Linked DNA regions of Homo sapiens: regions 2 and 3 are each linked to region 1. Evidence: chromatin loops called from intact Hi-C (ENCODE). Cell type or tissue: Calu3. All regions are shown on one strand. Each heading gives the region's core, and the rest is flanking DNA. Links, peaks and the distances in the headings are about the cores only.

Evidence for each region. Peaks named below come from ENCODE experiments on the same cell type or tissue, not always from the same donor. Only the 100,000 strongest peaks of a DNase experiment are listed, where the experiment ranks them.
Region 2: it touches region 1 in a loop (23-fold over the local background); 10 of 110 quality-filtered maps call a loop at or near these places.
Region 3: it touches region 1 in a loop (16-fold over the local background); 3 of 110 quality-filtered maps call a loop at or near these places.

What each region holds. Positions count from the first base shown.
Region 1 is chr1:46,875,060-46,882,835 of GRCh38, forward strand. It overlaps the pseudogene CYP4Z2P. Among named protein-coding and RNA genes, the nearest start is that of CYP4A11, 63 kb to the right of the region's middle. In Calu3, for the core only: no CTCF peak of the experiment used is centred there; a DNase peak (open chromatin) is centred at 3,332.
Region 2 is chr1:47,171,224-47,178,999 of GRCh38, forward strand. CYP4A22-AS1 (CYP4A22 antisense RNA 1) reads right to left here. Exons shown (of 6, transcript NR_199717.1): 2 at 6,902-7,226; 3 at 5,705-5,846; 4 at 3,331-3,401; 5 at 1,626-1,813. Among named protein-coding and RNA genes, the nearest start is that of LINC00853, 4.1 kb to the right of the region's middle. RefSeq lists a silencer at 2,654-2,948. In Calu3, for the core only: a CTCF peak has its summit at 4,292 (motif pointing left); a DNase peak (open chromatin) is centred at 4,278.
Region 3 is chr1:46,988,312-46,996,087 of GRCh38, forward strand. It overlaps a transcript of CYP4X1 not described here and the pseudogene CYP4A43P. Among named protein-coding and RNA genes, the nearest start is that of CYP4X1, 31 kb to the right of the region's middle. In Calu3, for the core only: no CTCF peak of the experiment used is centred there; no DNase peak of the experiment used is centred there.

The DNA of each region.
Region 1 (7,776 bases), core at 1,951-4,450:
TTTCTAATGACCCTGATAGGTATTTAGAGGCTTTCCAAAATTTAACTCAGGTATTTCACCTGCCATGGAGGGATGTTATGCTGTTCCTAAACCAGACCCTCACAGCAGCTAAAAAGCAGGCAGCTCTGCAAGCAACAGAAAATGTTGGAGATGAGCAATATATCTCCTATAATACACCAAAAGGGAAGAAAGCAGATAGGGAAAGTAAAGAAATAGCAAAAACACCATTCCCAATTGGGAGAGAGGCAATTCTGGTAAAGACCCCTAATTGCAACCCCAATAACTCAGAAGATAAATGGAAAAGGAAGCACTTTTTAATATGCATTTTAGAAGGCCTATGGAAAACCAGGACCAACCCTCTCAATTACTCTAAACTGTCTATAATAGACCAGAAGCCAGATAAGAATTCCGTAGCCTTTACAGAAAGGCTGAGAGAGGCTGTACTAGAACCCCAATATTAGAAGGAAAGTACAGAAGCAAGCTATAGGACCAGATAGCACCTTAGAGAACCTCCTGAAGGTGGCCACTTTGGTCTTTTATAATAGGGACCAGGGGGAGGCCCAAAAGAAAGAGAAAAAGCTCAGGAGAAGGAGAGAGACGGTAGCACCAACTTTGCAGGCTTGCAAAGTCCAGGATCCCCAAGTTGCATCCGCTAGTTTCTATCGGTGTGGCATTTTAAGAAGGAGTGCCCAGGCAGCAAGACAAAGCCAGCGTGACCCTGTCCAGCCTGTGGCACAGATCACTGGACATGGAAGTGCCCCCAGAGGTGGAGGTCACTGGGTTCAGGACCACTCTCACAGATGGTCCAGCAGGACTGATGGGTCCTGGGACTCAAATGCCGACTCCAGTGGCTCAAACTGCTAGTACAGCACGGGAGCCCTGGGTGATTCTGGAAATTAAAGGAAGGAAAGCGGACCTCCTTCTGAACATTAGAGCCAGTCTCCTTTCTCCCCTTTAACTCCAGGCCTCCCCTCTTCCCATAGCACGACCAGAAGGGGCATATCAGGAAAAACTCTGATCCAATATTTTTCTCAACCTTAGTTGCAGTTAGAACTTATTGTTTACACGTGTTTCCAAACCATCGTCATAACAGCTCTACTAGCAAAAAAAGCCTCCAGGTTAACCCTAGGAAATAATTTAACTGTTTACACTCCACATGATGTGGCATTATCACTGTCCTGTAGGGGGAGCTCTTAGTTAACAAACAGCCAGTAAAGCAAGAAGTACATAAGGCAGGATAAGCAGTAGTCACTCTAAATAATGTCTCTCCCCAGGCACAAGCACTTAATTGACTGAGCTAATAGCACTTACAAGAGCACTTGAATTAAGCAAGGAAAGGTAGCTAACATTTATACCTACTCCAAGTACGCTCTCTTAGCTCTCCATGCTCATGCTGCCATTTAAAAGGAAAACCGCCAATGGACCTCCTATAAAATATCACCACAAAATTAGCAGGTTATTATCCTCAGTTTTTCTTCCATGAGCAATAGGAGGGATGCATTGCAGGGGACATCAAAAGGGAACAAATAAGATAGCCGAAGAAAATAGGTTAGCTGATCAGGCAGCTAAATCAAAGGCAAGGAAGCCTCAGGGCATCAACATGCTTCAAGCCCCTTCTAATTTAGGAAGGCTTCATAAGAGAAATTAAACCCCAGTATTCCCCTGCAGAAATAAAATAGGCCACTTCTCAAGGGCATACTTTTCAGTTCTCAGGATGGTTACAGTCAGGATGGCAAACTCTATTTGCCAGCCTCCAGCCAATGGAAAGTCCTTAAAATCCTTTGCCAAGCTTTTCACTTGGAAAAGGACAAAAACTTATCAATGTGCTCAGAGATTGTTTCAGGCAGGAAACCTCTAAATTGGTTAAGCATGTAAACTCTCTAGCTCACTTCCAATAGACGATAACACAACTAACAAGAACCCAATCCCAAGAAATAGAAACACCTTTATTTAACCCAGGAAATTTGGTATTGGTGAAAACTCTCAGCTCTTTCTCCTTCCCTAAGTCAAGCTGGAAAAGGCCCTACACTGTTCTTCTTTCAACCCCCTCAGCAGTAAAAGTTACAGGAATCAACTCCTGGATACATCACACTCAAGTCAAAGCCTGAAGAGCTGAGGGAGCAACCCCTGACAGCTCAGAGGAATGTCTCCATATCAATGTGAAGAAACAGAGGATCTTAAGCTGAAAATCATAAAAGATAAGTAACTGAGTGACGGCTACTTATCTTACTCAGTCCCTCTCCTACCTCACCAGATACTTTTCACTATTTCTAACCTTTCCTCTCAAAGATCATCACCAGATACTAAAACTTCTTTTTAACACATATTTGCAGGGAGATTTTAATTATTCATAGAATCGCATTTGTAATTTTGTAAATCCCCAAAGGGAAATGTTATGTAAACTTTTCAAAGGAAATTATTTACTATGCCACTCTTGTGGGAATTGTTATAGTCATGCTACTATTTGCAAAAGAAGTATACACTGTAGCACCCACAATGTGGAACTCTGGTTGTAAAATTCTAATTGCTGTAATATCTTGCCTAATTATTATCCTTATAACAGGATTAATAATTGCAGGAAAGATTTAGTCAAGGTTGTTTTGCTTATGGCAGGAGTAATAGTTATGGACAAGAAACAAGTATGAAAATTTTACTATCATTAAGTTTAATAGGACTTTTTACTGAAGGTTCATAATATAATCCATTTTAAGCTATGAAGAGAAGGTTATAAAGAAGAAGATTTTATAAAAGAAAGGATTTTGTATGGTAAATACTTGTCCTAAAAAAGATGACTGGTTGTTTAAAGGAAGAATGTTTAGGACATGTCAGAAAGTTTAAGTGTGTTGTAAGAGGGTCTATGAAAGTCAGAAAAAATTAATAATTAAAGAAAAGGAATTGTGAGATTAACGCTAAAGTTGTTTTAGCATCAATATCATATTTCTCCCAATCATATTGCAAGTTATAAAAATGGCCTAAGCCTGAACTTATTCTCTAAGCAAACCTAACTGCTGTGAAGGGGCATTGGACGACAATTCCTTCTTGCTACTGCCTGCTGAAAAGGGGCGTTGTGTGGGAGAAAGGCAGTTGGGCCTCCTCCTGAGGTTGATCTAAGGGTTCTCAAAAAAATAGCTTGTTCATGTGTGGTTCTGCCTGCAGCACTGTTTGGAGTTTGATTGCTTCTAGGTGAAAAGAGATAAATTTTACAAGAAGGTTTAAAATATAGGGTTAGAATATATGAGTATTAAGAGTATCACTGTTAATGGGGATCCTATAGGCCATAACAGAGTTTGATACCTGTTACACCAATGGATTGCAATATTGGTTTGCCTCCATTAGGTGTCGCTGTGCATTACCAGAAACATTAACATAAAAGTAACATTTTTCTTAAGAAAAGCATACATTTCCCCCTTGACTTGTCATTAGAGAATAACTTCCACAATGTGGAATTCTGGTTGTAAAATTCTAATTGCTGTAATATTTTGCCTAATTATTATCCGTATCCTGCACATCCTGCACATATACCTCGGAACTTAAAAAAAATTATTAAAAAAACCCATCACAACAATATTTAAAAATATGAGAAGTAGTAAATAGAGGTTCAAATGGTGTAAGATCCTTGCATTTTCAGGGAAGTATAATGTAATTACATATGTTAGATTCTAATAAATAAAGACTACATGTTGTAATTTCTAGCATACCCATGAAAACTAAACTTATGATCTAAAACAGAAAAAATAATAATATAAAATGATCCAGCAATTAATAAAAGAAGGGATAAAAATCGGTTAAATAGAAAACAAATAGTTACACGGCATGTTGAAATCCAAATATTCTAGTGATTACATTAAATATAAGTGGTTTAAATGCTCTAACCAAAGCACAAAGATTTTCAGACTACATAAACAAAATCTAAATAAATGCTGCATATGAGAAATAAACCTTGGCTGAGCACAGTGGCTCACGCCTGTAATCCTAGCACTTTGGGAGGCTGACGCAGGCAAATTGCTTGAGCTCAGGAGTTCGAAACCAGCCTGCACAAAATGGTGAAACCCTGCCTCTAGTAAAAAAAAAATACAATATTTAGCCGGGTGTGGTGGCACACACCTGTAGTCCCAGCTGCTTGGGGGGCTGAGGCAGGAGGATCACTTGAACCCAGGAGGTTGAATCTGCAGTGAGCTGAGATAGTGCCACCACACTGCAGCCTGGGTGATAAGGTGAGACCCTGTCTCAAAACAAAACAAAAACAAAAAACAAAAAAAAATTGGAGAATCAAATAGACACATTTGAAGAATCAAATAGACGAAAAAAAAATGATAAAGGGATGTCACCACCAATCCCACAGAAATACAAACTACCATCAGAGAATACTATAAACACCTCTAAGCAAATAAACTAGTAAATCTAGAAGAAATGGATAAATTACTGGACGCATACACCCTCCCAAGACTAAACCAGGAAGAAGTTGAATCTCTGAATAGACCAATGACAGGCTCTGAAATTGAGGCAATAATTAATAGCCTACCAACCAAAAAAAGTACAGGACCAGATGGATTCACAGCCAAATTCTACCAGAGGGACAAGGAGGAGCTGGTACCATTCCTTCTGAAACTATTCCAATCGATAGAAAAAGAGGGAATCCTCCCTAACTCATTTTATGAGGCCAGCATCATCCTGATACCAAAGCCTGGCAGAGACACAACAAAAAAAGAGAATTTTAGACCAATATTCCTGATGAACATTGATGCAAAATTCCTTAATAAAATACTGGCAAACCAAATCCAGCAGCACATCAAAAAGCTTATCCACCATGATCAAGTGGGCTTCATCCCTGGGATGCAAGGCTGGTTCAACATATGCAAATCAATCAACGTAATCCAGCATATAAACAGAACCAAAGACAAAAACCACATGATTTTCTCAATAGATGTAGAAAAGGCCTTTGACAAAATTCAACAGCCCTTCATGCTAAAAACTCTCAATAAATTAGGTATTGATGGGATGTATCTCAGAATAATAAGAGCTATTTATGACAAACCCACAGCCAATATCATACTGAATGGGCAAAACCTGGAAGCATTCCACTTGAAAACTGGCACAAGACAGGGATGCCCTCTCTCACCACTCCTATTCAATGTAGTGTTGGAAGTTCTGGCCAGGGCAATCAGGCAGGAGAAAGAAATAAAGGGCATTCAATTAGGAAAAGAGGATGTCACACTGTCCCAGTTTGCAGACGACGTTATTGTATATTTAGAAAACCCCATTGTGTCAGCCCAAAATCTCCTTAAGCTGATAAGCAACTTCAGCAAAGTCTCAGGATACAAAATCAATGTGCAAAAATCACAAGCATTCTTATACACCAATAACAGACAAACAGAGAGCAAATCATGAGTGAACTCCCATTCACAATTGCTTCAAAGAGAATAAAATACCTAGGAATCCAACTTACAAGGGATGTGAAGGACCTCTTAAAGGGGAACTATAAACCACTGCTCAATGAAATAAGAGGACACAAACAAATGGAAGAATATTCCATGCTCATGGGTAGGAAGAATCAATATCGTGAAAATGGCCATACTGCCCAAGGTAATTTATAGATTCAATGCCATCCCCATCAAGCTACCAATGACTTTCTTCACAGAATTGGAAAAAACTACTTTAAAGTTCATATAGAGCCAAAAAAGAGCCCTCATTGCCAAGTCAATCGTAAGCCAAAAGAACAAAGCTGGAAGCATCACGCTACCTGACTTCAAACTATACTACAAGGCTACAGTAACCAAAACAGCATGGTACTGGTACCAAAACAGAGATATAGACCAATGGAACAGAACAGAGCCCTCAGAAATAATACCACACATGTACACCCATCTGATATTTGACAAACCTGACAAAAAAATAAATGGGGAAAGGATTCCCTATTTAATAAATGGTGCTGGGAAAACTGGCTAGCCATATGTATAAAGCTGAAACTGGATCCCTTCCTTACACCTTATACAAAAATTAATTCAAGATGGATTAAAGACTTAAATGTTAGACATAAAACCATAAAAACCCTAGAAGAAAACCTAGGCAATACCATTCAGGACATAGGCACGGGCAAGGACTTCATGTCTAAAACACCAAAAGCAATGGCAACAAAAGCCAAAATTGACAAATGGGATCTTATTAAACTAAAGAGCTTCTGCACAGCAAAAGAAACTACCATCAGAGTGAACAGACAACCTACAGAATGGGAGAAAATTTTTGCAATCTCCTCATCTGACAAAGGGCTAATATCCAGAATCTACAATGAACTCAAACAAATTTACCAGAAAAAAACAAACAGCCCCATCAAACAGTGGGTGAAGGATATGAACAGACACTTCTCAAAAGAAGACATTTATGCAGCCAACAGACACATGAAAAAATGCTCATCATCACTGGCCATCAGAGAAATGCAAATCAAAACCACAATGAGATACCATCTCACACCAGTTAGAATGGCAATCATTAAAAAGTCAGGAAACAACAGGTGCTGGAGAGGATGTGGAGAAATAGGAACACTTTTACACTGTTGTTGGGACTGCAAACTAGTTCATCCATTGTGGAAGACAGTGTGGCGATTCCTCAAGGATCTAGAACTAGAAATACCATTTGACCCAGCCATCCCATTACTGGGTATATACCCAAAGGATTATAAATCATGCTGCTGTAAAGATATATGCACACGTGTGTTTACTGTGGCACTTTTCACAGTAGCAAAGACTTGGAACCAAGCCAAATGTTCAACAATGATAGACTGGATTAAGAAAATGTGGCACGTCTACACCATGGAATACTATGCAGCCATAAAAAAGGATGAGTTCATGTCCTTTGTAGTGACATGGATGAAGCTGGAAGCCATCATTCTCAGCAAACTATCACAAGGACAAAAAACCAGACACCACATGGTCTCACTCATAGGTGGGAATTGAACAATGAGAACACTTGGACACAGGAAGGGGAACATCACACACTGGGGCCTGTTGTGGGGTGGGGGGAGGGGTGTGGGATAGCATTAGGAGATATACCTAACGTAAATGACAAGTTAATGGGTGCAACACATCAATATGGCACATGTATACATATGTAACCTGCACGTTGTGCACATGTATCCTAGAACTTAAAGTATAATAATAAAAAAAAGGAAAAGAAAAAGAAAAAAATACATAAACCGCAAATATAAGGGCACAGAAATGGAAATAAAAGAGTATGGAATAATATACTATCAAAATACTAACCAATGGAAAGCAGAGGTTATCATACTAGTATCAGATAGAGTAGATCTTAAGACTAGAAGCATTATTAGAGAAAAAGAGGCCAATTTTATCAAGATAAAATGATAAATCAGAAATATATTCCAATTGTAAATGGCTATTGTCATAGGTAGACCTATGGTCCCTCAAAGTTATCTATGTCCTAAGTCCCCAAAAACCCATGCAAAAGGAATCCTCAGTGGTGTGCTGTGTTGTTTGATGAACTGTGCATAGTAGGCAGTACCCACTCATGTTCAGTACTTGCTCAGATGTCCTGCTCTGTCTTCCTACAGAAATGTACTTCCTTTCACTTTTACTTTTCTTCACATCTGAAGCTGCTCCATAAGAAATGAAGCAAAATAGACAGATGTTTTGCTTATTGTATTAGTTCTAACTCCAAACATTAAAATGCAGCTATATATAGTCAATAATATAATACCCTCTACATAGCATTTATGTAGCACATTCATTTAAGAGGTACAAATTAGCATTTCTGAATGATGAC
Region 2 (7,776 bases), core at 3,117-5,616, 300 kb after region 1:
CCCATCAAAAAGTGGGCAAAGGATATGAACAGACACTTCTCAAAAGAAGACATTTAGGCAGCCAACAGACACATGAAAAAATGCTCATCATCCCTGGCCATCAGAGAAATGCAATTCAAAAGCACAATGAGATACCATCTCACACCAGTTAGAATGGCAATCATTAAAAAGTCAGGAAACAACAGGTGCTGGAGAGGATGTGGAGAAATAGGAACACTTTTACACTGTTGGTGGGACTGTAAACTAGTTCATCCATTGTGGAAGACAGTGTGGTGATTCCTCAAGGATCTAGAAGTAGAAATACCATTTGACCCAGCCATCCCATTACTGGGTATATACCCAAAGGATTATAAATCATGCTGCTATAAAGACACATGCACACGTATGTTTATTGCAGCACTATTCACAATAGCAAAGACTTGGAACCAACCCAAATGTCCAACAATGATAGACTGGATTAAGAAAATGTGGCACATATACACCAGGGAATACTATGCAGCCATAAAAAAGGATGAGTTCATGTCCTTTGTAGGAACACGGATGAAGCTGGAAACCATCATTCTCAGCAAACTATCACAAGGACAAAAAACCAAACACCGCATGTTCTCACTCATAGGTGGGAATTGAACAGTGAGAACACATGGACACAGGAAGGGGAACATCACACACCGGGGCCTGTTGTGGGGTGGGGGGAGGGGGGAGGGATAGCATTAGGAGATATACCTAATGTTAAATGACGAGTTAATGGGTGCAGCACACGAACATGGCACATGTATACGTATGTAACTAACCTGCACGTTGTGCACATGTACCCTAAAACTTAAACTATAATAAAAAATATATGTATATATATATAAATAAATTAAAAATAAAATAAAAATTACAGAATTCCCATTTCACTCTTTTTATAGATGGAACTCTTTGATGAGATGCTCCATCTTTCTCTCTATTTTCTAAAACATATTAATCATGGCTATTTTAATATTTCTGTCTGAATACTCAATATCTGTTTCTCCTATGGGATTATTTCTGTTGTCTGCTTTGGTTTTTCTTTGGCTTTTGGTGAATGGGTCATCATGCCTACTGATTTCTTATTAAATGCTGAGCATTGTGTGTGAGAGATCATAGAGACTCTGGTTGGTGTTACCTTTAGCTAAAGAGGGTCAAGTTATCTTCTGGCAGTCACACAGAATACTGTCAGAGCCCCACAGTGTGGTCCATAGGACGTAGGCAGTTTGGACACAGGATTTCCTTTTGATGTTTGCAAATTGCTTTGCTTTACAGTAGTTGTAATTATACTGTACATTTATTTTGTTCAATTTCTCTCTATGTCACAGCCCAAACAAGCACTAAAAGGCACCCATAGAGGTTGGAGTTTCAGGCATATGTAAGGAAAAGGGCCAGTAGACACTGATGAGCATTTTTGTGATGTGATTTTCATCTCTTTCCAGGACAAATGGAAGAAGACCATTGCTGATGCACATCTGAAATCTTCTGAACACATTTCCCAGTGACCCCGAACACTATTATGAAGTATACCTTCAGTCACAAGGTAGTCATTCAGGCTGCTCTCACAAAATACCACAGAATGGATCACTTATAAGCAACAGAAATGTAGTACTCACAGTTCTGGAGGCTGGACATCTGAGATGAGGGTGCAGCATGGTCAGGTGCTGGTGAGGGCTCTCTTCAGCATAGTATTCACAGTTCTGGAGGCTGAACGTCTAAGATGAGGGTGCAGCATGGTCAGGTTGGTCAGGTGCTGATGAGGGCTCTCTTCAGCATAGTACTCACAGTTCTGGAGGCTGGATGTCTGAAATTAGGGTGCAGCGTGGTCAGGTGCTGGTGAGGGCTCTCTTCGGGGCTGCAGACTGCTGTCCTCTCGCTGTGTCCTCACACGGCAGAAAGAGAGCAAGAGAGCTTGCTGGGGTCCCTTTTATAAGGGCACTAATCTCATTCATGAGGGCTCCATCCTCATGACCTAATTTTTTCCAAAAGGCCCCACCTTCTAATAACATCACACTGGGGGCTAAGATTTAAACACATGAATTTGAGGGGGACACATACATTCAGTCTATAACACCAGGGCAGTGCCCAAGTGAACAGGTTATGAGTAAAGGACAAGAAGTAAACTCATTCGCCACCAGTCATTTCATCCGTTAGTATGCTGCTCCACCTCTTCTCTTCCGGAACCCTTAGACTCCTGCCCAGAAGTGGTGTCTAACATTACCAAACTCATCCACCCTTGCCAGAATACTTTCCTGCATCACAACGACCTGGTTTACAAATTCAGCCATCAGAGCTTCCATTTTAATAAAGATTGCCAGGTCGCCATGACCACACAGTTTTGTCTTGGGCTTTGCATTGCCTGAGACCTCTATAAAACAACCAACTGCCTAAGACACAAACCCTGGTGATGGGTGCTTTCACTGTGGTGGTTGGACAAAATACGGCATAGAGATAGTCCTCAAGAAATGAATGGTAGCTGAACTTGAGGCAGGGCAAGGCCAGTTCTAGCATCCCGAACACCTGACTTCTAGCCAGGGTTCTATCTGCCCTCACATCTCCCCAAGGATCCATCAATGGCCACTCCACTCAGACCCCCAGCCTGGGCAGACTCCCCTCTATGCACTGGTAATGGGGGAGTTCCTGGTCCAGTATTGATCTTCTCATCAGTTTTCACATTCAGTCCATAACACCAGGGCAGTGCCCAACTGAACAGGTAAAGGACAAAAAGTAAACTTCACATTCATGGGACGATCAATGCTGAACCAGTAACTATATAAGTTCTGCCATCTTGTGGCTGTTCAAGATATTGCAAGCAGGCCGGGCGCGGTGGTTCACATCTGTAATCCCAGCATTTTGGGAGGCCAAGGGGGGGCGGATCACAAGGTCAGGAGTTCCAGACCAGCCTGGCCAACACAGTGAAACCCCATCTCTACTAAAAATACAAAAATTAGCCGGGCATAGTGCCGTGCGCCTGTAATCCCAGCTACTCGGGAAGCTGAGGCAGGAGAATTGCTTGAACCCGGGAGGCGGAGGTTGCGGTGAGCAGAGATCGCACCACTGCACTCCAGCCTGGGTGACAGAGAAAGACTTCATCTCAAAAAAAAAAAAAAAAAAAAGATATTGCAACCAATACAGAGAACAGGAACTGGTATTACATATGGAGAAAGCAATAAACTTTGGGAACAAGTTTTTGGAAAGTGTTCAGCCTCTGTTAGTCCACCATCACCCCCACGCCCCTCCACACACACTGTTTACACTGTGGTGGAATTGATTAAGTGTAGATGGATTCAACCCTTAAGGAAAACAATAGAAAGCATGTACCTTACAAGAGCCTCGGAAATGCTCATATTCTTTGATAGAGTGATTGGATCTTCATCTCCTGAGAGTCGGTCCTATAAAAAATAGTCATTGCTTCAGGACATTGATGTAAGTGGCACAAGGACCAGGGTCAAGCAGGCAAAGACAGAGGCAGAGACTAGAGATCCATGAGGAGTGGCCAGAAACAAGTGCCCTTACCCCCAGCCCAAGCCAGGACAGGAACTGGACTAGAGTAAAAGAGGACCAGGAGCACAGCCAGCCAGGATGCTTGGTAGGGGTTCAGGGAAGGGGGAGGCTGAGCCTATGCTTTCCAGGCAGATGGGAGCCATCTGGGCTCAGCTGAACCATCAGCCAAGCCTGGGCTCACCCAGCCCAGCTGGGTTGCAAACTAAATCTAGACTCTAACCAAATTGCAGACTCTTTCTAGACCCTACCCTACCAAGTAAAGAATGACCTTTGAGAAGAGGTAAAACTATGTTTAAGACCCTCAGCTGGGTGAGGTAACAGGGGTGAACATAGAGTGGACAATGGCTAGTGGGCAATGGGAATGGGCAATGATTGACAGGCAGCTGGCTGTGCACGGCAACCATGGGTCTAAAGCATGCTAGGTCTTATGCTAGGGCTTTACATTGGATGGTCACCACAGATAAAAGGAGATCCTGAGACCCGGGGAGGCTAAGTGATGTAAGCAGCTGAGCTAGTATTGACTAACCCACATTCATTCATTCAGCAAACACTGAGTACTTGTTCAATGCAGGCACTATGCCAGTTTTCGTGGGGACATCCCGTCCTCCAAGAGCTGAGGGTGAGATGTAGTAAAAGATGTCAGGGAGACGCCCCGAAGACGGTGAGGCTAGCAGAAGGAAAAACATGAACAACACGGGCATGGAGATGTGTGGTGAGGGAGGGGAGGGGAGGCAGAAGTTCCAGCAGTAGTGTTGGCAGCACTGGAAAGGGAGAAGGAGGTGGAGTCATCTAGTGGCTGCTCGAGATATTGCAGGCAAGGAAAGGAAAATCACGATGGCTGTCATTCACTGAGCATACTGCATGCTTTCTTTACATCCATTTACTCTTCACCACAACCTCATAAGATGGGCCTCATTTTATCCCTAATTTGCATATTCAGTCCCTGATATACCCTCGTTGGGGTACATCCCACTAATATAAAATTGGCAGGATGGGATTTGCTCAGGGAAATTTGGCTTCAAGCTCATGCACATAGCCACTAGGCTACACCTGCCTTGAGTTTAGATTCCTCTCGCAGATGTGAATGGCTGTATTCCAGCAGGAAAGGTCTCCCTAGCTGCAGTGTAGAGGAAAACTTGGGGGTAAAAATAAAAACAAGGGAGCAGGCAGCTGCAAACATCAGGCAAGATCGAGGCTTGAACCTGGAGGGAGATGTGTTGGAAAGAACCTGGAGGGAGATATGTTGGAAAGTGAAACTCAGGGACTGAGGGAGAGGGGGATTCTGGGTGACTCCCCTATCTCTGGTCTGGGTGAATGGATGCCACTTACAGGAACAGAGGACTCAGGTTGGTGAAAGATCAAGAATTCCATTTTGGACCTGAGGTACCTGTGGAGCTGTGCAGGAGGGAGTGGAGCTGAAGGCGCTGATCTAGAAGTTGATACTTTACTGGAAGCAGTGTAACTGAGTGCAAGGGATAAGGTCTCCATGTCAACACATAGCTCTCGGAGACCTCCTATATTCCAGGACACTTGCACATTGCAATAAAGAGGTGTATGTGGTCTTTGCCTCACAAAGTTCAGAGTTCACAATCTTGTTCAGAGAGATGGGCGGCATGACCAGGGTGAGCCTGCAGGCTCACAGAAGCTTGATGAGCTGAGGGCAGGTGGTCAGGAACAGCTTCCCAGATAAAATGGTGATCATCCTATTATACTGAGAGCGGAAGAATCAGATAGACCATCTTACCTTTCAACAGGGAGCCGGACAATAGTGTTTTTGGTGACAACAGTCTCAGCAGAGTGTTGGGGAGAGCGACAAGGCTATAGGTGCTGAGTAGTGAGTGGGAAGGATGGAGGTGGACACAGCAAATGCCACCACTCCTCTTAGATGCTTGACAGGGTCCCTCCCCACTTTCCCACATGCATGTTTCCAAATGGACTGCATGCTCTGCAAAGGCAAACACTGTTGGCTTCTTTATCTCCCCATTTCACACACACACACACACACACACACACACACACACACACACACACCCCAAAGAGAACCCTATGCTGGGGTAGAATTTGCAATAGATTTAAAGTCAAAAGGCCAGGGTTCAATGCCACTAGCTGGCTATGTGACCTTGGGCAAATCACTTTTCTCTCTCTGAGTCTGCATTTTTTTCCTCTAAAACTTGGGCTCAGTTGTAATCACCTGGTAGGATCATTGTGAGGCTCCAATCAGAAAGTGTCTTACACATCATACAGTAGCCCTCAGATTCAATGTAGAAAACAGCACCAGCAAATGTAAATTAGTACAACCATTGTGGAAGACAGTGTGGTGATTCCTCAAAGACCTAGAACCAGAAATAGCATTTGACCTAGCAATCCCATTGCTGGGTGTGTACCCAAAGGAATAAATCATTATATTATAAAGATACATGTGGCTGGGTGTGGTTGCTCATGCCTGTAATCCCAGCACTTTGGGAAGCTCAGGAGGGTGGATCATCTGAGGATAGGAGTTCGAGACCAGCCTGAACAACATGGTAAAACCCCGTCTCTACTAAAAATACAAAAAAACAAAAAAATTAGCCGGGTGTGGTGGCAGGCACCTGTAGTCCCAGCTACTCGGGAGGCTGAGGCACGAGAATTGCTTGAACCCGGGAGGAGGAGGTTGCAGTGAGCAGAGATTGCACCATTGCACTCCAGCCTGGGTGAGGGAGTAAGACTCCATCTCAAAAAAAATAAAAAAATAATGATACATGCAAGCATATGTTCATTGCAGCACTATTCACAGTAGCAAAGACATGGAATCAACCCAAATGCCCATAAATGATAGACTAGATAAGGAAAATATGGTACATATATACCATGGAATACTATGCAGACATAAAAAGGAATGAGATCATGTACTTTGCAGGGACATGGATGGAGCTGGAGGCCATTATCCTCAGCAAAGTAACACAGGAACAGAAAACCAAACACTGCATACTCTCACTTAAAAGTGGGATCTTTTAAGTGAACAAAAAAGAGGGGAACAACATACAGTGGGGCCTGTTGGGGCAGGGGTGGGGAGAGCATCAGGATAAATAGCTAATGCATGCTGGGCTTAATATCTAGGTGATGGGTTGACAGTTGCAGCAAACCACCATGTTTTTACCTATGTAACAAACCTGTACATCCTGCACATGTAGCCTGGAACTTAAAATAAAATTAAATTAAAATTAAAAAGAAAACAGCACCACCACCATCAAGGAAAGCCTGTTCCCAACCTCCAATTCCAGCTCACTAGCTCAGCCTGTCTCATTCCCCTTTTTCTCTCTCCCCTCTCCTCCCTGCCCCTTTCCTCACTTTGCCCCCACCTGTCCTCACCATCCCACCCCATACCTCCAAGCTCACAGCTAGAACTGACCAAAGGCCCAGTTATTTATTTACAAAGTCCATGTCCAGAACTGTACCAGCCTCAGCGGTGTGGAATAAACTGGTGTGGCCAGGTCCATTGTGCTGATGCCTCAAGAGATCCAGGCTGGTACAGATGGGTCTGGCACATTCTGTACCTGCCAGCCAAGCAGAGCATCCAGCTTACTTCTCACTCGACTCCTTACATAACGCTCGTCGGGTACTCTCCATTCCTTGGGCTTAAATTCCATAGTGTAATATTAGTAAACCAGGCTAAATGATCCTAAGGATCTTGCTAGCTCTGACGCACCGTGATCTTGCATCCAATTCAGTTCACTCTGTAATAAATAATCATAATAACAATAGTAATTTTCCAAATAGCTAACAGTTATTGTGTACTGTATGCTAAGCACTATTCTATGTATTTCATGTGAATGTTTAACATTCATAACACCACTTATCATGTAGACATCATTTACTGCCCTAATTTACAGTGAACTGGAGCTCCGAGAGTCACGTTGATTTAACCACAGTCCCAGGCTACCAAGTGTCCAAGCTGTGCTGCTTCCAAGCTGCCTGACCCAGACCTGAGCTCTTAACCTCTCAATGGGCATCCAGGTCGAAAGCAGAATCTCTGGCTCAAGTGCCGACTGCCCAGCTGTTTCAGAACTCCACCATGCACCCAACTGCTCCTCCAGGACTTCCCTACGGATGTGTTGCAGGCTCTGAAACGTCACACATCCACGCCGCATCCTCATCCCACACATGCTCCTGCTTGTCCCTGGCATCTGCCATTCTCAGTGCCATTCACTAGCCTATATGATGCCTTCGAATCAGAGGAAGTTACCTCTCCCTCCAGGGATACGGGCCCACACCTGGTCTCAGGGA
Region 3 (7,776 bases), core at 3,117-5,616, 110 kb after region 1:
TACCCCCTCCCAAGTCTAAACCAGGAAGAAGTCAAATACCTGAATGGACCAATAACAGGTTCTGAAATTGAGGCAGTAATTAATAGCCTACCAATAAAAAAAGTCCAGGACAAGATGGATTCACAGCCAAATTCTACCAGAGGTACAAACAGGAATGGTACCATTCCTTCTGAAACTATTGCAAGCAATAGAAAAAGAGAGACTCCTTGCTAAGTCTTTTTATGAGGCCAGTATCATCGTAATACCAAAACCTGGCAGAGACATAACAAAAAAAGAAAATTTCAGGCCAATATCCCTGAGGAACATCGATGGGAAAATCCTCAATAAAATACTGGCAAACCGAATCCAGCAGCACATCAAAAAGCTTATCCACCATGATCAATTTGGCTTCCTCCCTGAGATGCAAGGTTGGTTTAACATATGCAAATCAATAAATATAATGCATCACATAAACAGAACCAATGACAGAAACCGCATGATTATTTATCTCAATAGATTATCTCAACAGATGCAGAAAAAGGCCTTCAATAAAATTTGACACCCCTTCATGCTAAAAACTCTCAGTAAACTAGGTATTAATGGAACATATCTCAAAATAAGAGCTGTTTATGACAAATCCACGCCAATATCATACTAAACGGGCAAAAGCTGGAAGCATTCCCTTGGAAAACAGGCACAAGACAAGGATGCCCTCTCTCACCACTCCTATTCAACATAGTATTGGCAGTTCTGGCCAGAGCAATCATGCAAAAGAAAGAAATAAAAGGTATTCAAGCAGGAAGAGAGGAAGTCAAATTGTCTCTGTTTGCAGATGACATGATTGTATATTTAGAAAACCCCATCATCTCAGTCCAAAATCTCCTTAAGCTGATAAGAAACTTCAGCAAAGTCTCAGGATACAAAATCAAAGTGCAAAAATCACAAGCATTCCTACACAACAATAATCGACAAACAGAGAGCCAAATCATGAGTGAACACACATTCACAATTGCCACAGAGAGAATAAAATACCTAGGAATACCAATTTACAAGGGATGTGAAGGACCTCTTCAAGGAGAACTACAAACCACTGCTCAACAAAATAAGAGACAACACAAACAAATGGAAGAACATTCCATACTCATGGATAGGAAGAATCAATATCATGAAAATGGACATACTGCCCAAAGTAATTTATAGATTCAATACTATCCCCATCAAGCTACCATTGACTTTCTTCACAGAATTAGAAAAAGCTACTTTAAATTTCATATGGAACCAAAAAAGAGCCCACATAGACAAGACAATCATAAGCAAAAAGAGCAAAGCTGGAGGCATCACACTATTTGACTTCAAACTGTACTACAAGGCTACAGTAACCAAAACAGCATAGTACTGGTACCAAAACAGATATATAGACCAATGGAACAGAATAGAGACCTCAGAAATAACACCACATATCTACAACCCATCTGATCTTTGACAAACCTGACAAAAACAAGAAATGGGGAAAGGATTCCCTTAATAAATGGTGCTGGGAAAACTGGCTAGCCATATGCAGAAAGCTGAAACTGGATCCCTTCCTTACACTTTATACAAAAATTAATGCAAGATGGATTAAAGACTTAAATGTAAAACCCCAAACCATAAAAACTCTAGAAGAAAACCTAGGCAATAGCTTTCAGGATATAGGCATGGGCAAAGGCCTCATGACTAAAACACCAAAAGCAATGGCAACAAAAGCCAAAAGTGACAAATGGAATCTAGTTAAACTAAAGAGCTTCTGCACAGCAAAAGAAACTATCATCAGAGTGAACAAGCATCCTACAGAATGGGAGAAAATTTTTGCAATCTGTCCATCTGACAAAGGGCCAATATCCAGAATCTACAAAGAACATAAACAAATTTACAAGAAAAAAACAAACAACCCCACCAAAAAGTGGGTGAAGGATATGAACAGACATTTGTCAAAAGAAGACATTTATGCAGCCAACAAACATATGAAAAAAAGCTCATCATCAGTGGCCCTTAGAGAAATGCAAATCAAAACCACAATGAGATACCATCTCAAGCCAGTTAGAATGGCGATCATTAAAAAGGCAGGAAGCAACAGATACTGGAGACGATGCAGAGAAATAGGAACGCTTTTACATTGTTGATGGGACTGTAAATTAGTTCAACCATTGTGGAAGACAATGTGGTGATTCCTCAGGGATCTAGAACTAGAAATACCATTTGACCCAGCAATCCGATTACTGGGTATATACCCAAAGGATTATAAATCATTCTACTATAAAGACACATGCACATGTATGTTTATTGTGGCACTGTTCACAATAGCAAAGACTTAGGACCAACCCAAATGCCCATCAATGATAGACTGGATAAAGAAGATGTGGCACATATATACCATGGAATACTATGCAGCCATAAAAAAGGATGAGTTCATGTCCTTCCCAGGGACATGGATGAAGCTGGAAACCATCTTCCTCAGCAAACTAACACAAGAACAGAAAACCAAACATCGCATGTTCTCACTCATAAGTGGGAGTTGAACAATGAGAACACATGGACACAGGGAGGGGAACATCACACACTGGGGCCTGTTGGGGGCGGGGGGTTAGGAGAGGGATAGCATTAGGAGAAATACCTAATGTAGATGATGGGTTGATGGGTGCAGCAAACCACCACGGCACATGTATACCTATGTAACAAACCTGCACGTTCTGCACATGTATCCCAGAACTTAAAAAAAAAAAAAAAGAGTCAGGAGAGGCATCCCGTTAGTGGATCTGCTAATTGCACCTCAATCAGCACTGGATTCACAGAAATGTTCCCCCTCTTGCTCCCAGAAGCAACCTTCCAGACTGCTTTTAATGCGTTCTCTCAAGGTTCAAAGAAGCCCTACACTTCAAAGAAGGCCTCATTTCTGTTAACTTATTGCCACCTACTGGCCTACGTTAAATTTTATCAAGAAACGAGAGCCTGGATTTTAATGACCAGTTGACATCATGGATTTGTAGTTTTCCAGGGAGGCTTAGCAGGGCTGTCACAAGGGGCCTCATTAATTCTCCACAGTAAGCCCCAGACGGCTGAATATTTAGCTTGTTCTTACAGGCTTTTCAAAGGGAATTCCACGCTTACCTCCCCTAGCTCATTCCTACAACTTAGCATCTCTCACTGGGCAGAAGTCCTATCCCAGAGCTAATCCCAGTTCCTCCTGCTGCAGTTAAAGCACCCTTGTTTGATTATCATCCATGGAGCTGTATACACTTAGTGGCCATCATCTGACCTCTGTATTTTCTACCTCAGAAGCCTCCACTGGGAGGGGTAGGTGAAAATCCACTTAAGGCAGAGGACACAGATGCGTTCCAAGAGGCTTGGGCTTCCCCCATGTGAGGGCCAAAGCAAGCGCAGAGCAAACTTAAAGCAGCCTCGGGAGTGACAGGAGGACAAGCCTGTTGGAAAGGAATACGCTGGCCGGCGACTCGGAGGGCACACCTCTCAGCACATTAGAGGCATTGTGATGCGTGGGAAGGAGGAGGCTTTGGAGTCTTATAGATCTGATTCTCCTCTGCAAAATAGAGACAATAATCTTAATCTTAATAAAGAGTTGGGAAAATGAAATGAGCTGGCTTTACAAAGTGCCTGGTATGAAACAGATCCCACTCAACAGACGTTATCATCCGCTCCTCTCCCCACTCCCAGGACTGTCATTAAGAAAACTCAATTCAGGCCAGGCATGGTGGCTAACGCTTGTAGTCCCAGCACTTTGGGAAGCCATGGTGGGCAGATCACCTGAGATCAGAAGTTCAAGATCAGCCTGGTCAACATGGTGAAACCCTGTCTCTACTAAAAATTTTTTAAAAAATTAAATTAGCTGAGTGCGAAGGCACACGCCTGTAATCTCAGCTACTTGGGAGGCTGAGGCACGAGAATCACTTGAACCCGGGAGGCAGAGGTTGAAGAATATAAAAATAGACACTTTAACCAATTTAAATTGTACAGTTCAATGGCTTTAATGAAATTCATGATGATTTAGAAACCTCATTACTACCTATTTCCAAAACATTTTCTTCACTCCAACAGAAACTCTGTAACCATTAAGCAATACTTCCCCAGTCTGACTTCCCCCAGTCCCTGGTTATTTCTAATCAACTTTCTGGATCTATGAATTTGCCTATTCCTCTACCTATAAGCGGACTTATTACAGTATTTGTCTTTTTATGTCTGGCTATTTTCACTTAGCATACTGTTCTCAAGGTCATTCCTGCTGTTGTATGAATCAGAACTTCACTCCTGTTTGTGATGAAATAATATTGTATGTATATAGGACATTCTGTGTACCCATTTGTCTGTTAATGGACACTTGAGTTCTTTCAATCTTACATCTGTTGTGAATAATGGTGCCATGAACATTGGCTCACAAGTATCTGTTCAAATCCCTGTTTTCAATTCTTTTGGTTATATAGCCAGGTGTGAATTTCTGGATCCTATGGCACTTGTGATTTTCTTTTTCAGGAACCACAGATCTGTTTTCCAAATTGATATGCCAATTTATATTCACCAGCAATTTGTAAGAGTTCCAATTTTCCCACATTCTGTTAAATATTTGTGATTTTCCACTAAAAATAATTATAGACTTCCTTTTTTTATTACACTTTAAGTTTTAGGGTACATGTGCACAACGTGCAGGTTAGTTACATATGCATACATGTGCCATGTTGGTGTGCTGCACCCATTAACTCGTCATTTAACATTGGGTATATCTCCAAATGCTATCCCTCCCCCCTCCCCCCACCCCACAACAGGTCCCGGTGTGTGATGTTCCCCTTCCTGTGTCCATGTGTTCTCATTGTTCAATTCCCACCTATGAGTGAGAACATGCGGTGTTTGGTTTTTTGTCCTTGTGATAGTTTGCTGAGAATGATGGTTTCCAGCTTCATCCATGTCCCTACAAAGGACATGAACTCATCCTTTTTTATGGCTGCATAGTATTCCATGGTGTAGATGTGCCACATTTTCTTAATCCAGTCTATCATTGTTGGACATTTAGGTTGGTTCCAAGTCTTTGCTATTATGAATAGTGCCACAATAAACATACATATGCATGTGTCTTTATAGCAGCATGATTTATAATCCTTTGGGTATATACCCAGTAATGGGATGGCTGCGTCAAATGGTATTTCTAGTTCTAGATCCCTGAGGAATCACCACACTGACTTACACAATGGTTGAAATAGTTTACAGTCCCACCAACAGTGTAAAAGTGTTCCTAGTTCTCCACATCCTTTCCAGCACCTGTTGTTTCCTGACTTTTTAATGATTGCCATTCTAACTGGTGTGAGATGGTATCTCATTGCGGTTTTGATTTGCATTTCTCTGATGGCCAGTGATGAGCATTTTTTCGTGTGTCTTTTGGCTGCATAAATGTCTTCTTTTGAGAAGTGTCTGTTCATATCCTTTGCCCACTTTTTGATGGGGTTGTTTGTTTTTTTCTTGTAAATTTGTTTGAGTTCTTTGTAGATTCTGGATATTAGCCCTTTGTCAGATGAGTAGATTGCAAAAATTTTCTCCCATTCTCTAGGTGGCCTATTCACTCTGATGGTAGTTTCTTTTGCTGTGCAGAAGCTCTTTAGTTTAATTAGATCCCATTTGTCAATTTTGGCTTTTGTTGCCATTGCTTTTCGTGTTTTAGACATGAAGTCCTTGCCCATGCCTATGTCCTGAATGGTATTGCCTAGGTTTTCTTCTGGGGTTTTTATGGTTTCAGGTCTAACATTTAAGTCTTTAATCCACCTTGAATTAATTTTTGTATCAGGTGTAAGGAAGGGATCCAGTTTCAGCTTTCTACATATGGCTAGCCAGTTTTCCCAGCACCATTTATTAAATAGGGAATCCTTTCCCCATTTCTTGTTTTTGTCAGGTTTGTCAAAGATCAGATGGTTGTAGATGTATGGTATTATTTCTGAGGGCTCTATTCTGTTCCATTGGTCTATATATCTGTTTTGGTACCAGTACCATGCTGTTTTGATTACTGTAGCCTTGTAGTATACTTTATGCCCACCATTCCCTTAGTGCTGGCAGTGCCTGTGCAGTTAGGGCTGGGCTGCCTTCAATAGTAACAGAAGCAGGCTCAGCAGTGAGGCTCCTTGGAGGAGCCCTGAGACACCATCTGGGAGTCTGTTGGGGTTCAGCACAGAGACACTCATGCCGCAGCACCTGCTGGATCACTGAGTGCCCCTGTCAGTCCCTGACTGCCCCTGACTATCCCTGACCACCTCTGACAAGTCCTGTGAGATCCCCTGTCTACTTGTGGGGAAGGTAAAGTGGGAAGGAAGATCTTGGACCCCAGTGTCCAGAATTGATTGATTGTGCAGGATCCACCTGGGGAAATAGCAAGAGGAAAGCTTCGTGAGCTGTCCATAGTAATGGCCATGCACACACCCACATTCCCCTGTCCATATCACTCAAAAATATTCAACAAACACCTACTATGTGCCAGGCAGTATGCCAGATGGGGGGCACAGCTGTATAGAAACAGAAATGAACTGTGACTTTAGGAATTTATAGTCTAATTTACTGAATGTTCAAAACATGTGGCTGCTTTTATTATTACCTGGATTTCAGTAATGAGAAAATGATTACAGAGGAGTAGAAACTTCTGTTAAAAATAAAACACCCACTGAGAGTCAAAGATGGATTAGACTCTTTCTCTACTCCAATACTCCCTGTCCCAGGTGCCTCTGAAATATTACCTGGGGCTGGCCCTGTCCACCCTTCAGTCATCGCCCAAGGTGATGGTGCTGGTGGATGGAGCACTGGACTTGGACTCAGGAGCCTCAAGCCTCAGGCTCACTATATATGTTGATAGAAACTTAAAGTCTCTGAGCCTCAATTTTTTCTGTTGTAAGGTGGGAGCATAATCTTTATGCTACGTACCTAATAGATTTAAGTCATTCTTTCATTCAGCAAATGTTTCTTGAGCTCATAATTTAGAGGCTAAAGGCAGAAAACTAAAACTGTTCAATAAAATATCATAAGGCTTTACTAGGGAAGTGAAATATCCATCCAGGAAAGGAAAAATCTAAAAAGGAAGAATGAGGTCTTGAAGAGTAATAGGAGTTAACCGGGTAGAGAGTCCTAGGTAGAGGGACAAGCACCGAGAAAATCATGGAGATCACAGATAGAGGAGCAAGGGATGGGACATTTTATCTTCAAGTTCTGCACTCTCACTTTTTTCATGATTTATTTTCTCTAAGATCAAATTCAATGTCCAGAGTTCAGAGAGTAAGACACAACAGATATTTCTTGAAAAATTCCTCGGAAGTTTTAGAAGCCAGCTCTCACTGGGATCACAAGTTTCCTCCTGACCTGCTCTTTCACCCACCTTAAGTCTTACTCCCATCACTTTCCCCTTTGTGCCCCTGCCTTGTGACAAGAAATTCATTATAAAACTCATAGGGCCAGAGTTCTTTTCATTCTCCTCTAAGTCCTGGATGCCATCCAAAACCAACGGCAGAAGGCCATGCAACAACGTACACCCCATTTCAGCTGCCTTTCGTTTAGTTCTGTTGCTCCTTTTCCTCACTACATCATCCGGACACTGACACTTTTCATGCTGGGCTCAGCACCTGGTTTTTATTCACCCCCTGAGATACAGCAGCAGAAAGAGGTGTAGAGTCATAGTGCCTGTCTGTGAAACCTGGTTTTGGCTGTTTCTGTCTTTGGGTACTCATTTCTTAAAACAGTTGAGTTCATAATGTGGTAATATACAACATGTAGCGGGCACTGGCT